Regions from separate parts of the Homo sapiens genome. Here region 1 is linked to region 2. Evidence: chromatin loops called from intact Hi-C (ENCODE). Cell type or tissue: IMR-90. All regions are shown on one strand. Each heading gives the region's core, and the rest is flanking DNA. Links, peaks and the distances in the headings are about the cores only. Region 1 overlaps ASB10 (ankyrin repeat and SOCS box containing 10). Region 2 has its middle 52 kb from the start of AOC1.

Region 1 (8,027 bases), core at 2,407-4,906, 270 kb after region 2:
AGTGACTCAAGCTTCAGGACACAGGGCAAGCCTGGCCAGCTACAGTGAGTGTCATCTGGTCACAAGGAAATTGTTATTCAGGTGAGGCTGGGTAGAGCCAAGCTAGTTAAAACTGATAACAGTAAAGCCAGGCAAGTTTAGGAAGATGCAGTCTAGGTAGGGGAAGTGATTTGGCTCCAGCGAGGACGAAAACCTACACAAGTTCCAGGATTGCCCGGCCAAGACAGAGCAGGGCAGGAGGGAACTCTGGGTCTCAGTGACATTTGTCCCAAATCAGGAGTGTTGTGTTAGCCTAGTGAACACTGTTAAAGTCAGGCTGATGTATTTAAATCAGTACCTGAAAGACACTGTCACCAGGGTGGACTGAGGAAGGGGGCAGGACTCAAGAAGGGAGTTTTTTGGTTATGCCTTAACTGACAATTCATCAGAGAAGTGAACAGAGAAGAGTGTCATTTCCATGCAGTCTTGATCTACCTTGGGCTCCACATTAAACCAGTGAAATTTCTAAGGAACGAGTCTGGTGGTAAGATGTCACAATGGAGAAAGAAGAGGTGCCTTAGCTTAACTCCAACTCACTACTAAAGAACTTGTCTAAAGATACTCTTCAGAACACCCCTTTGCTAAATTAACCAAGCACTTTACCATACCAACATGCAAGATGAAGCTTCAAAAGTATATTGTATTTTTAAAGTGAGAGGGCTTATCGGTGTTGGATACATAACAGAGGCTTACTGACTTGACAAATTGAGGCAACTTTGGGCTACAAAACTGAAATTAAACCTGTATGAGCAGTTACAGGATCAGCCAAATAAGGCATGAAGGAAGAACCATTTTTAAAAGTAATTGCATTCATTTATTGCATAGGTAATAAAATCACATAGTACCAAGTTCCAAAAGCTCAAAAGGATATATATTGAAACATCTCTCTTCCACCAGTCCCTTCAATAAAAGGCCACTTTAAGAAGCCTGTCACATTCTGGTATGTCAAGGACTCAAGATTAAAAGACCCTCTGATTGTATTAGCCAAGCACGGTGGCACACACTTGTAGCTCCAGCTACTTGGGAGGCAGAGGCGGGAGGATTGCTTGAGCCCAAGATTTGGAGGTTAGAATGAGTTATAATCACACCACTGTACTCCAGATTGGGTGAGAGAGGGAGACCTTGTCTCTAAAAAATGTCTTAAAGACCCTCTGGGCTGGGCATGGTGGTTCATGCCTGTAATCCTAGCACTTTGGGAGGCCGAGGTGGGTGAATCACCTGAGGTCAGGAGTTCGAGATTAGCCTGACCAGCATAGTGAAACCCCATCTCTACTAAAAATACAAAATTAGCTGGGCATAGTGGCACATGCCTGTAATTCCAGCTACTTGGGAGGCTGAGGCAGGAGATCGCGTGAACCTGGGAGGTGGGTTGCAGTGAGCCGAGATCGCACCACTGCACTCCAGCATGGGCAACAAGAGGGAAACTCCATCTCAAAAAATAAATAAATAAAATAACCCTCTGATCTTGAAGATATATGTCGCCTAGTTCATGCCAAGAGCTTATTGCTTAGAACTATACTCAGTAAAGTGGATTCTCTACTCAAGCTGGCACAGGAAGTACCTACTTTTTTTTTTTTTTTGAGATGGAGTCTCGCTCTGTTGCCCAGCCTGGAGTGTAGTGGCATGATCTTGGCTCACTGTAACCTCCTCCTTCCGGATTCAAGTGATTCTCTTGCCTCAGCCTCCCAAGTAGCTCTGATTACAGGCGCCTGCCACCATGCCCGGCTAATTTTTGTGTTTTTAGTAGAGACAGGGTTTCACCACGTTGGCCAGGCTGATCTCGAACTCCTGACCTCATGATCTGCCTGCCTCGGCCTCCCAAAGTGCTGGGATTATAGGCATGAGCCACTGCGCCTGGCCAGGAAGTACATACTTAAAACTTAGTGCCAACAAATCCCAGTGGGCCACCAATTCTGAACAGAGGCAGGTGAGACCTTAAGTACTTCTACTGACCTGGTGTGGTTTGTGTTTGTTAGATACTGTATTTCATAACCCATTTATATCCTCTATCTGTTCCCTTGCCATGCTAGAGATACGAAGTGTGACTTCTGTGAAGTCCTTGACATTCCGTAACATTGGCATACATAGTGGCAACTGCAGCAACCCATTTCCTTTCCCTGCCCTTTCATAGAACATAGAACTGAGGCCACATGGTAAATGGAAAGAAGCACTGGCTAAAGGAAAAAGACCTGGAATCAAATTCCTCTTCTGACCCCTCACTGGGCCCTGTGACCTTGACCCCTCTTTGACATCTCCATCTGTGAGGGAGAGTGATTAATATCTACTCTGGCTGGGTACAATGATTTATGTCTGTAATCCCGACACTTTGGGAGGCCCAGGTGAGAGAACCACTTGAGACCAGGAGTTCAAGCCCAGCCTGGGCAACATAGTGAGATCCCGTCTCTATAAAAAAAAATTTAAAAATTGGCCAGGCATGGTGGCACATGCCTGTAGTCCTAACTACTCAGGAGGCTGAGGTGGGAGGATCACTTGAGCCGGGGAGGTTGAGGCTTCAGTGCGCAGAGATTGTGCCACTGCACTCTAGCCTGGGTGACGGAGCAGGACCCTGTCTTACAAATAAGAACAACAAGGGCTGGGCGTGGTGGCTCACGCCTGTAACCCCAGCACTTTGGGAGGCTGAGGCGGGTGGATCACGAGGTGAGGAGATCCAGACCATCCTGGCTAACACGGTGAAACCCCGTCTCTACTAAATATACAAAAAATTAGCCAGGCGTGGTGGCAGGCACCTGTAGTACTAGCTACTGGGCAGGCTGAGGCGGGAGAATGGTGTGAACCCAGAGGGCGGAGCTTGCAGTGAGCAGAGATCACACCACTGCACTCCAGCCTGGGCGACAGAGTCAGACTCCGTCTCAAAAAAAAAAACTTTGTCTAGTCAAAAAGCAAGGGCAAGAGTCAATTGAATATGAAAAAACACCTTCCAAAACGAGTTCTTCCTGCACTAAATAGACAAAGAGTAGAGTGGCGAAGAAAGGAAGGGGACTCATTTTCCCTGAAATCCAGAGCACTCCAAAAACTACTTCACTCTCTCATCAGTATCAAGTACAGACCTTACCTCTGTCAAATCTGAACAGAGCTAGTTCCTTTCTTTACCAGCAAAAAACTATGATTCTCCTACTGAATTCCTGAACAGACGCATTATGGGCAAGTACCTGGTCTCATTGTCCGAAACAGAATTCTGAAAGTGCTGCTTTGTCCATATTCTCTGACATTTGGGAAATGCTCCTACAGAGGAATTTTATCTTTAATCTACCCTCTGTGCCCACCGCGGCCTCATCATCTGGCCTGACCTGTGTTGCCAACCAGCACCAAGGATGCTAAGAAAAAAACAAAGTATTCAAGTCAAAGACCACAAATCTATACCTCCAATCCACTCATTGGCCAGAGAAAGTCCTCTCATGGTGGGCAGCGTCGGGCCTGGCCGCGGGTGCCCTCTGGTGGCAGCAGCGCACAACTGCGGGCACGGCGAAGGAGGTGCGGGGTGCTGCAGCGCCCCCTGGCGACAGTCCAGGAGACGCGCCGAGGGCAAAGAAACCACTAACGGAGCATCCAAGGGCGAGCGCGCGGGACGCCTCTAGATGCTTAACTGTGAATGCACTGTTTGGGGACGGGGGGTTGTACGTGAGTGTCTTAACGTCTAGTGTGCGTGAGTGTAGGGTTAAGTATGTTTAGTGTGCCCCGGTACCCGAACCCTGTATTTCTGTTGTGTTAAATGTGTACAGTATGTATGAGCCCGCGCGTTCACACGCGGGTAGGTTGGTGGTGGGGAGGTCCGCGCCTCAGTGCAGGGCGGAGTCCTCACGGAGGCGTGAAATTGGTTTGGAGCAAACACATTACGAAAAGCAATTACCAGGGAGAGGTTCTGGGCCCGCGGGACCAACAGCCAGGAGGCTGGGGAGGGAGCGCCCTGGCTCGCAAGAGTCTGAATGTCTAACCCCAGTGAGGACCCTCCTGACATTGCCCGCTAAGGGGACAATATGTGAAGTTGTGCACAGCCCCTTCACAGCCACCACTCCACATCGCCTTTCTTCCCTTCCCCGTCCTTAAAAAGGCATCCCATGATCGCAGGCTCTCCAGATGTGGCCAGAAATCCTCCCCCATCTTCCTATCACTTTAGAGGAGGGTCCTTCTTCTGGGACGCCCTCCCAGATCTCAACCCCATTCCTCACCCTCCTCTTCATGCCCCCAGCTCCTGCTCCCACGTTTATCTTGCATTCATCCTATTGCCCCTTGTATTCTAACTGGTTGTTCACACCCTTGTTTCTCAGACTAGACTGAAGATTCACTGAGGGCAGGAGCGTGTCTCGTTCCCAGCAGGGCATGAAGCACCTAAAACCTGGGGACCCGGAAGCACACAGTGAACCAAGTGGGTGCGATCAAATAGAATTTCCATCAAAATCCACCAGCAGGACTCTCTCGGGCAAGTCATCTGCGGGAGTCGGGATTCCCTGGGAGCAGAGCTCCAAACTCTTTCCCGCACCAGCGAGCCCGCACTCGCATGATACCCAGACCTGCGCTCGACCTGGCCCCAGATCCCCGTGCCAAGGGCCACAGCCTCTGAGATGCTTCCTAGGCGGCTCCAGTGCCATCTCCCCAGCAACGGCCTTCTGCTTCCCGTTACTTCCTCGTCTTCCCCATCTTAGCATCTGGCACCACCGTCCAGGGGTCCAAGCCAAAAACCTGCGAGTCGCCCTAGACAGCGCTATTCTGCAGCCCCCTACATCCCCCCCAGCGGCGGCCCCCCAGTTCTTCCCAGGGATCCCGAATCTCGCCCGCCGCGACCACCTCTGGCCTGGACCACCGCCGCAGGTGCCCCCCGACCCACGCCCGCAGCCAGGACGGTCCGTCCTGCCACTCCTACTGATCTGCTCTACTCAGGTCTCAGGCTAAATGTCACCTCCTCAGAGAGCAGGTTTCCCTGTCACCGACTGCCAACCCCCCATCCCGCACGTCTCTCCCCGGGCTCGGCAGCACCTGCCGCTTCCTCCTGTGCGCCGCGCTCCGGCTACCCCGCGCAAGCGGACCCTGGTGGGGGCCTGGAGGGCAGTCCTTGCCCCCGTGCGGCGGTGCCTGAACGCAGCAGGCCCTGGAACGGCTGCGGAACAAACCATCGAGCACTAGGGCGTCCCCCGGGACCCCCACCCGAGCCGCGGTCTCCACGGGGCGCCCCGCAGGCCCTCGACAGGAGTGGGCCTCGCGCACCAGGTTCCCGCCCATGTCTTGGGGCAGCCGCTTCCTGCCCGCGAGGTGGGGCCTGTGCGGTCGGGGTCCGCCTGGGGTTTCCACAGCGAGGAGCCTCCACCGCTTGCCCACCCGCACCCGCGTCCCAGAGCCGCGCCCTAGTACCTGAAGCCAGACAGACCGGTCAGCCCAAGGTCCGTGAGGCCAGGGTGGGAATCCGGGCCCCCTCACTTCCTCTCCGCTTCTCCTCAGCCGCCTCTCAACGCCTAACCCGGCTTCGGGCTCTGGTCCGCGCGGCCTAAAGCCTCGCGACCTCCAGGCCTCGCCCCCTGCCGCCTCGCGCCCTCCAGGCCCCAACCCCTGTCCCTTCGCGCCCTCCTGGCCCCGCCCTTCGTCGCCTCGCTAGTGCCGGTTGGCGGGAAAGTCGCGAGCTCCAGCGCTTGCGCACTCCGCCGCCTGGGGGAACTCTGTCCAGCGACCCTTGACGTCAGGGATCACGGTGCACTTGATTGGCTGCTCTGTCCCGACCACCTGCCCTTCGCCTGTGGTTGCAGGCAGCTCCCGACTGCTGGGGCCTCTGGCAGGTTCTGAAAATCCTGATACTGCAATGACCCTCAGGGACTCTCCTCCCTCTCTTTTTACAGATGCAGAAACGTGATCCCAGAGAGGGAAGAGACTTACGTTCCACAAGTTAATGGCAGAGTTAAGACCAGAACCTGTGTCATGGAACTTTCAACTCAGCGCTCTTGCGGCCAGAGCTAAATTTAAGGAAGGAGCAGATAAAAGAGGCAGGAACCAGGCATGCTTCTGGTGCTCCCTGACCTACCGTGTCAGGCAATAGGCAGAACTGGTTCTGTTTTTCTAAACCTGGGCCTTTCGCTGTCACCTGAGCCATGGTTACCCTCTGCGATCGGCCACCCCACATGCCCCTCCTTCCGGGTGGCTCTCCTGCCTCCTCACCTTCCTACCCCAAGGGTTCCTGTGCCTTCCTGCCCAACTCTCTGCACTGCCTCCATGTGCACCCTGCACCTCCTTTAGGCCTTTTCAAACGCGTTCTCACCTGGCGGTCATTCTGTCATTTCATGGAGCTGGCAAGCCTGGGACCCCTTAGCAGCCGGCTGATGCCAAAGGGGAAGGTGATTCAGCTGGAACCGTGGGGCAGGCAGGGAGCCCCTGTCAGTCCGCCCATCCCGACTCCCCTGCAAGGGAGCCAGTTCAGAGGAAGGTCTGTTGGAGACAGCACCAAACACAGACCTGGAGATTTTTAATGCACATACAGGGTTTGCACAGGCTAGAAGGGGGCCTCAGGAGAGCCCCAGTAGGAGTGTGTCTTCATCAGACATCACCCGGCTGCCGCTGTCGGTCCGCTTCTCTGCATTGGGAATTGCAGCATCCACACCTGCCTGCGGAGCTGGGCCTCCTGCTGCCAGGGCTACCTGGCCTGAGTTAGTGCAGAGGCGCGCCCTCTGCAGGCTGGGGCATCTGCTTTCAGGCCCTCTCAAAAGGCCATGGACATCTGGAAGGAGAGGTTTGGATTCAGAGGCTTCTGGTGGTTCGGGGACGGGCCGGTTCTGGCTAGGGCCCTCCCCAACCCTTCTCTTGCCTTCCACACATCCCTGGACCCCAAGCAGCTGTGACTGCTCACAGATCCCGGGGCTCACCTAGTAGAGCACGCCCTCAAAATCCAGCTGCAGGTAGCGGAGCAGGCGCGGTGGCAGGGGGAGGCGGGGCAGCGCTTGGGGCAGGCTGCCCTCCAGGTGGGAGCGGAGCGCACAGCGGCTCAAATGCTGCAGCGACCTGGGCTGCCTCACCAAGGCGAAGAGGGAGGAGTAGAAACGCTGATGTTTCTGGGGGCAGAACAAGGGGCTCAGTGAGAGGCAGCCTCAGACAGGTAGCACCGGCTCCTCCTCACAGGGTAGGCTGGTGAGGGGTGGGGCATCTACCGGAAGGAACCTATTAGAAACAATGAATGTTTGAGTGTTCACTCTGCAAGTTCTCTCTTCTGGGACATGAGTGCATCTTTGGGTACTTTCTATGGGGGGCTGCGGTTTAGCGGGTGGGAGTCTTGGGACCAGGATGAGAAGCTCTATGTTCAGGGCCTTGGAATCTGACCTGCAGAGTTTCAGGAGTCACCAGGCCGACGGCCTCCTCGGGAAGCTGCACAACACTGTAGGTGTTCATCAGGACCTCGATGGTCCGAGGGCACGTGCTCCAGCGCTCCAGCACCTGTGGGAGGCAGAGGCATGTTGGGTCCTCAGTCAGTCCACACAGTGACCAGACAGCTCCAGAATAGTTGTTGTGGGTTGAACTTTGTTCCCCAAAAGATATATTGAAGACCTATCCCCCTGTACCTATGAATGGGACCTTATTTGGAAATAGGGTCTTTGCAAATGTTAATCAGGTTAAAATGTGGTCATTAGGGTGGGCCCTATTCAATATGACTGGTGTTCTTATAAGAAGAGAAAACAGAGGCACAGACACGGACACAGAAAAGAAGGCCACGTGATGACAAAGGCAGACAGTGGAGTGGAGTGACACATGTACAAGTCAAAGGACACCAAGGATTGTGGGAAACCACTGGAAGCTACAAGAGCACCATGGAACAGATTCTCCCTCAGAAGCTCCAGAAGGAGCCAGCCCTGCCCACATATGCATTTCAAACTTCCAGCCTCCACTGCTGTAAGGGAACTCCATTTCTGTTGCTTTAAGCTACCCACTTTGTGGTACTTCATTTGATCCAGGAAGCCAATACAGCAGCTAACCTTTCTATTGTGCATAACTCAGGCCAG
Region 2 (6,050 bases), core at 917-3,416:
CAAAAACAGAGAAATCATGCAGGAGACAGAAAATCTTCATACGAGAGATGATAGGAGTCTAAATCAGGGCCAAGGTAGGAGGCTTTGAAAGAAGAGGCACATCCAGGAAGGATCCCAGAGGTTAAAGCACCAGATCTCAGAGAATCCAGGACACACAGAAGGAAGGAGGGGGCATCAAGCTTGGGCACAGATATACTGCCACCGCCCACATCGGGACCCAGGAGGGAGAGCTGGACTGCAGGGTGGGGGTGGGAAATGTTACCAAGGGGGTAGGAGTCAAGGGCATGTGTCAAAGCCCAGCTTGTCCCTGAGCCTGCAGGAATGGTCGTGGATGGCGCGGGAACAGTTGGGCTGCGGGGTGGGGAGGCTGCTGAGGCAGAGCATATTAGCAGCGGGTCAGCAGCAGAGAGTGAAGGAGACAGGGCAAAATAGGGAGCTTGGAAAAGAGGGCCAATGTCTCTACTGAGCTGAGAAAATGAGACAGAGTGACAGAGATGAAAACTCAGAGGGAGGGAGATAGAGACTCAGAGAGAGACAGAGAGACAGAGCATGTGCACACCCAGCACAGGCAGCTGGGGCCCCACCCCCATCCCCAGGAGCCACACCTTTACAATGTCTTTCCCAGGCCACCCTCTCCTGGAGCCTCTCCTTCAGGCTCCTCTTTACCACTGATACCGGTCATTTTGTGTTACTCAGGACCTTTTTGGTTGCAAGTGATAAAACTTCAACTTGAACAAGATCAAGAAAAAGGAGATGAACTTTGACAAGATGCCTGGGAGTCGAGCCCAGTGAAGGAACGTTCAACAACCAGACCCTGGAGAAGGGCAGGGACCTGCCTCTGGGAGGAGCTGGCCGGGCGCTCACGCCTGAACTGGTTGATTTCATTCTCATCTTTTTCCTCTTGCAGGGCCATGGCCTTTGAGGACACTGCAGGCCCTGCAGCCTGAGAGAGAGTCTCTATTCCCAGGCCAGTTTGCAAACTCCCAAGAAAGACATCTCAGGGCTCAGGACCATGGACCATGGGGCAATGGACGGACCTGTAGGAACATTGTGGCTGAGTGGGGAGGGCAGTGCCCAGAAGAACATGCTGGGGCCAGGCACGAGGAAAGCAATAGGTGGGCCCTGAGGTCAGACGGCCACAGCAGAAGCGCCTCCTCACGCTGGGACTCCCTCCTCCTCCTTCTCCTTCACCTCCTCCTCTCTCTCCATCTCTCTTTTTTTTTTTTTTTTTTTGAGACGGAGTCTCGCTCTGTCACCCAGGCTGGAGTGCAGTGGCGTGATCTCGGCTCACTGCAAGCTCTGCCTCCCAGGTTGACGCCATTCTCCTGCCTCAGCCCCCTGAGTAGCTGGGATTGCAGGCGCCCACCACCACGTCCGGCTAATTTTTTGTATTTTTAGTAGAGACGGGGTTTCACCGTGTTAGCCAGGATGGTCTCAATCTCCTGACCTCGTGATCCGCCCGCCTCTGCCTCCCAAAGTGCTGGGATTACAGGCGTGAGCCACCACGCCCGGCCTCTCTCCATCTCTCTCTCCATACCTCTCTCTCTCTTTCTCTGTCTCTATTTGTCCCTCTCTCTTCTCCCCCTCTCCCCTACCCCCCTAAGCCTACCGGGCGGGGGGCTCCCTGCTTCTTCCCATCCCACATCACCCCTCCTGGCTTTCTCAGCCCTCTTGTCCTGCAGATTTTGTGGCCTTCACACACTCGCCACATTCTTGTTCCACCGTGGCACTCAGGGTCTCCATGGCTACCTATGCCCAGAGCTAAACAAAGCGCTGGTGTAGCTGGGCTCCAGCCAGGGCCCAGGGTGGCAGGCCCAGGACCTCCAGGTGCGGGCACTGTTTCCGCTGAAGCGGCCGGGCCACCGCCAGCTCTCTTGGCAGCCTTGGCACTGCTGAGTCACACTGGGCTTTCTGTTTCCATAAAACATGTTTCAGAGATTTATGAGGTAATCATGTGCTCACTACAGAAAAATTCGAAAACACAAATATAAAGGATCTATTTCTCCTCGGTCTTTTACTTATGCAAATTTTAAAACAAACGTCGACTTAGTCTATATATAGCTTTTGCTTAACTTCTTATCAAGAGCATTTACCCTGCTCATAATGTGTGAATGATATTCGTTTATGGATTACAAATACAATAGCGGACAGTTATTACTCTGCTGAATACTTTTTGCTGGCTATTTTATTTAACAAACTACCACGTGGTTTCCCCAAGAACAGTTAGATTCCCCATTTCACAAATGTGGAAGCTGAGGTTTAGAGTGGTTGAATAAATTGTTCACAGTCACACAGCTAGTACATGGCAGGTCCCAACTTTGAGGCCAAATCACCTTGTTTCACAGCCAATGTCATTTCTCTCCATGACCCCTCCTGCCTGTGTACCACAGGTCACAGGTGTGCATGAGGTGTCTGTGTGTCACAGGAGGGCATCACCACTCTCCTCCACCTGGGCTGAGCTATGTCCCTCCAGGACAGTGGTGGAGGATGCTTCCCAGGAGGAGTGACATCCTGTTTGTAAGCCACCAGCTTGTAAGTCATGGAGTTGCCTGTGGTGGCATGGCGGAAGCCTGGCTGTGCTCTGTGGGCCAAGGGCATGAGGGACAGGCAGCCCTTCATGGCAAAGAGCCAAAGAGTAATTCAGAAAACTAGAATTTGAATAGAATCACCTCAACTTTTAAAGACGGCATACCAAAACCCCAAGCAAATATCACATCCAATGGAGAAACCTTAGAAACATCCCCATCTAGATTGGCAAGAAGATAAGGTGCCTGTTAGCATTGCTGCTATGTAACAAAGAGCCAGAGTCAGGGCCACTGTTATAAAACAAGAAAAGGAAATGGGAGGTGTAGAAGTCGGAAGGAGGAAAGAGATTAAAATGTTATTTGTGGACTATATGAAAATTTACATAGAAATTTCAACTAATTATTAAAACTAATAACAGGGTTGCTGGATGGATGTAAAGTCAACTTACAAAGACCAATAACACTTTGTCTATACCACATTAACCACCTATAATATATAGGAGAAAATAAGACATATATACATATAAGAAAATAGGATACCTTTCATAACAGCAACACAACCTATAAAATGCCTGAAAAAAAATATACTAGTCCTCTGTAAAGGAAATTTTTACCCTCTAATAAAGGAGATAAAAGTGGATCTAAATAAACAGAATAATCTGTGTTGTTGGATTGGACAACTTAATATTAAAGTATCAATTCTACCCAATTATTACCACAATTGTCGTCCTAATCAAACTCCAACTGTCCTTTTTTAGGAATGCAATACATTTATTCTAAAATTTATAAGGAAGAATAAAAGTTCCCAAATTACTACCATAATTTTTTTAAAGATGTTACAGGATCTCTGGGGTGTCGACTTTTCTGACTGGAAACCTCTGTGGCCACGGCGCCTTTGCCCGAGTTCTTGTCCTGTGTCCAGGAAGAATGAGGTACACAGACAAGTGATGGGTAAAGAAGAAGAGTTTTATTTAGTGTTAGAACAGCTCAGAGGAGTGGGTAGCTCCTTTCTATAGGCAGGTCCTCCGTTGAGTGTTCCTCTCTCAGCAGAGGAGGCCTGGAGAGGGTGGCTCCTGTCTGCAGGCAAGTCATTCGGAGGTCTCTGCAGGTCTCTGAAACTCTCAGCAGACAGGGTAGCTCCTCTCTGCACACTGGTCATCTCTGCAGCTCTCAGCAGAGAGGGTACTCCTCTCTGCAGCTCTCAGCGTAGAGGGTACTCCTCTCTGCAGCTGGTCGTCCTGTCCCATCATCTCTCTGCCCTCTTCATCTTCTGGCCATCCTCCATGCCTTAAGTCCGGCAGCCGCACTGTTCGCTTTTAACTGGCTGTCAGAGGCCCGGTATTTTTCTTTCATTTTGACTATTGTGGAGCTTAGGGACTCCGAAGAAAAGGACAGAAAGATTTGCTTTTACTCACCCTTCCACAGATCCCAGATGAGCCAAGAAGAATGTATCTCACCAGAAGGAAGATAACCCAAAAATCATAGTAATAAGAAGGTAAAGTGCTGGCATCATAAACCAAAATAGAGAACTTGGATATAGACCCACGTGTGTACAAGAACTTGGTTTATGGCAGAGAAGCCACCACAAGTCAGTGTAGAAAGAAGAACATGTGTAGCAAATGATTGCTGAGAAAACTAGCTCCTTAATAGGGGGTGGAGGGTGTTGGATTCCCACCACACCCATATGCAGAGGTGGGCTCCAGGTGAATTAAAGATCTCAATGTGAAAGATGTAACTATAAAGGCAATAGAAAAAATTACAATCATGTATTTGATACCTGGGGTTGGATTCAGGGAAGCTTTCATAAGAAAGACCTAAAAAGCACAAACTATAAGGCAAAACTTGATGTTTTCCCTATATAAAAATTAAGAATTTATATTCAAAACTGGATTTCCAAATGCAAAAGAATGAAACTGGACTCTTGTCTTACACCATACACAAAAATCAACTCAAAATGGATAAAAGATCTTAAAGGTAAGACCTGAAACCATAAAACTCCTAGAAGAAAACAAGCGGGAAAAAGTTTTCGACATTGGCCCTGGCAATGACTTTTTGGATACCACACCAAAACTCAGGCTACAAAAGCAAAAATAAATCAATGGGACCGCATCAAACTAAAAAGCTTCTGCACAGCAAAGCAAACAATCGACAACAAAAAAAAAGGCAACCAACAAATCAGAGAAAAATATTTGTAAACCATGTATCTAATAGGGAGTTAATATCGAAAATGCCTTTTAAAAACGCATACAACTCAACAGCAAAAACAACAAACAATCCACTTTAAAAATGGGCAAAGAACCTGAATAAACATTTCTCCAAAGAAGACATAGAAATGGCCAGCAGATATATGAAAGATGCCCGACATCACTAATGATCAGGTAAATGCAAATCAAAACCACTATGAGATACCACCTCACATCTGTCAAGGTGACCATTACCAAAAAGACTAGAGATTACAAGTGTTGGTGTTGGTGTGGAGAAAAGGGAACCTTCCTTGTACACTACTGGTGAGAATATAAGCTCGTTTAGCCATTATAGTAAACAATATAGAAGCTCCTCAAAAAAATTAAAAATAAAATTACCTTATAATCCAGCAATCCCATTACTGGCCATATACCCAAAGAAAATGAGATCACCACCTCATAAAGATATCTGCACTCCCAAGTTCATTGCAGCATTATTCACAATAGCCAAGATACAGAAACAGCCTAGATGTCTGTCAGTGGACAAATGGATAAAGAAACTATGGTATGTATACACAGTGGAATATTAATTAGGCTTTATAAAGGAGATCCTGCCATTTGACACAATGTAGACAGAGCTGGAGGACATTATGCTAACTGAAATAAGCCAGATACAGAAAGACAAATATAGTGGATCAAACTTATATGTGGAATCTTAAAAAAGAAAAAAAGAAAGAAAGGCAAATACACAGAGATAGAGAATAAAACAGTGGTTACCAGGAGTAAGGTGGGAGAAAGAAATGGGAAGATGTGAGTCAAAGTACACAGAATAGCAGATATGTAGGATGGACAAATCTAAAGATCCAGACATGAGGACTTTGGTTACTAATAGTGTATCACATTGGGAATTTTTGCTAAATGAGTATATTGTAACTACTCTTACCAAAAAAAAAGTGCTAATATAAGATGATGGATATGTTACTTTACTTCACTATAGTAATTATTTTACTATCTACATGGATCTCGTAACATCATGTTGTATGCCTTAAATATACACAATCAAATTTATTTTTTAAAAAATCTAATTGATACAACTCAGCACTCTGGAGGACCCACCATAGGTAAAAGTTAACTTATTATGACCATTCAGGGGCAAAAAGAATTTCTATTTAAGGGATACCGTAGACAAGGCCAGGTGCAGTTGTTCACACCTATAATCCCAGCACTTTGGGGGGCCAAGGTGGTTGGATTGCTTGAGCTCAGGAGTTTGAGACAACCTGGGCAACACTGCAAAACCCCGTCTCTACCAAAAATACAAAAATTAGCTGGGCATGGTGGCACA

Evidence for each region. Hi-C counts contacts between places; a loop is a spot of excess contacts. Peaks named below come from ENCODE experiments on the same cell type or tissue, not always from the same donor. Only the 100,000 strongest peaks of a DNase experiment are listed, where the experiment ranks them.
Region 1: it touches region 2 in a loop (7-fold over the local background); 12 of 110 quality-filtered maps call a loop at or near these places.

The regions. Positions count from the first base shown.
Region 1 is chr7:151,169,213-151,177,239 of GRCh38, forward strand. ASB10 (ankyrin repeat and SOCS box containing 10) reads right to left here. Exons shown (of 6, transcript NM_001142459.2): 4 at 7,351-7,464; 5 at 6,900-7,085; 6 at 6,486-6,754. The coding sequence ends at 6,900. Among named protein-coding and RNA genes, the nearest start is that of GBX1, 5.5 kb to the left of the region's middle. RefSeq lists a silencer at 5,550-5,844 and an enhancer at 5,550-5,844. In IMR-90, for the core only: a CTCF peak has its summit at 3,524 (motif pointing left); no DNase peak of the experiment used is centred there; H3K27me3 peaks cover 604 bases.
Region 2 is chr7:150,901,959-150,908,008 of GRCh38, forward strand. No RefSeq gene overlaps it. Among named protein-coding and RNA genes, the nearest start is that of AOC1, 52 kb to the left of the region's middle. In IMR-90, for the core only: no CTCF peak of the experiment used is centred there; a DNase peak (open chromatin) is centred at 1,933; H3K27ac peaks cover 718 bases.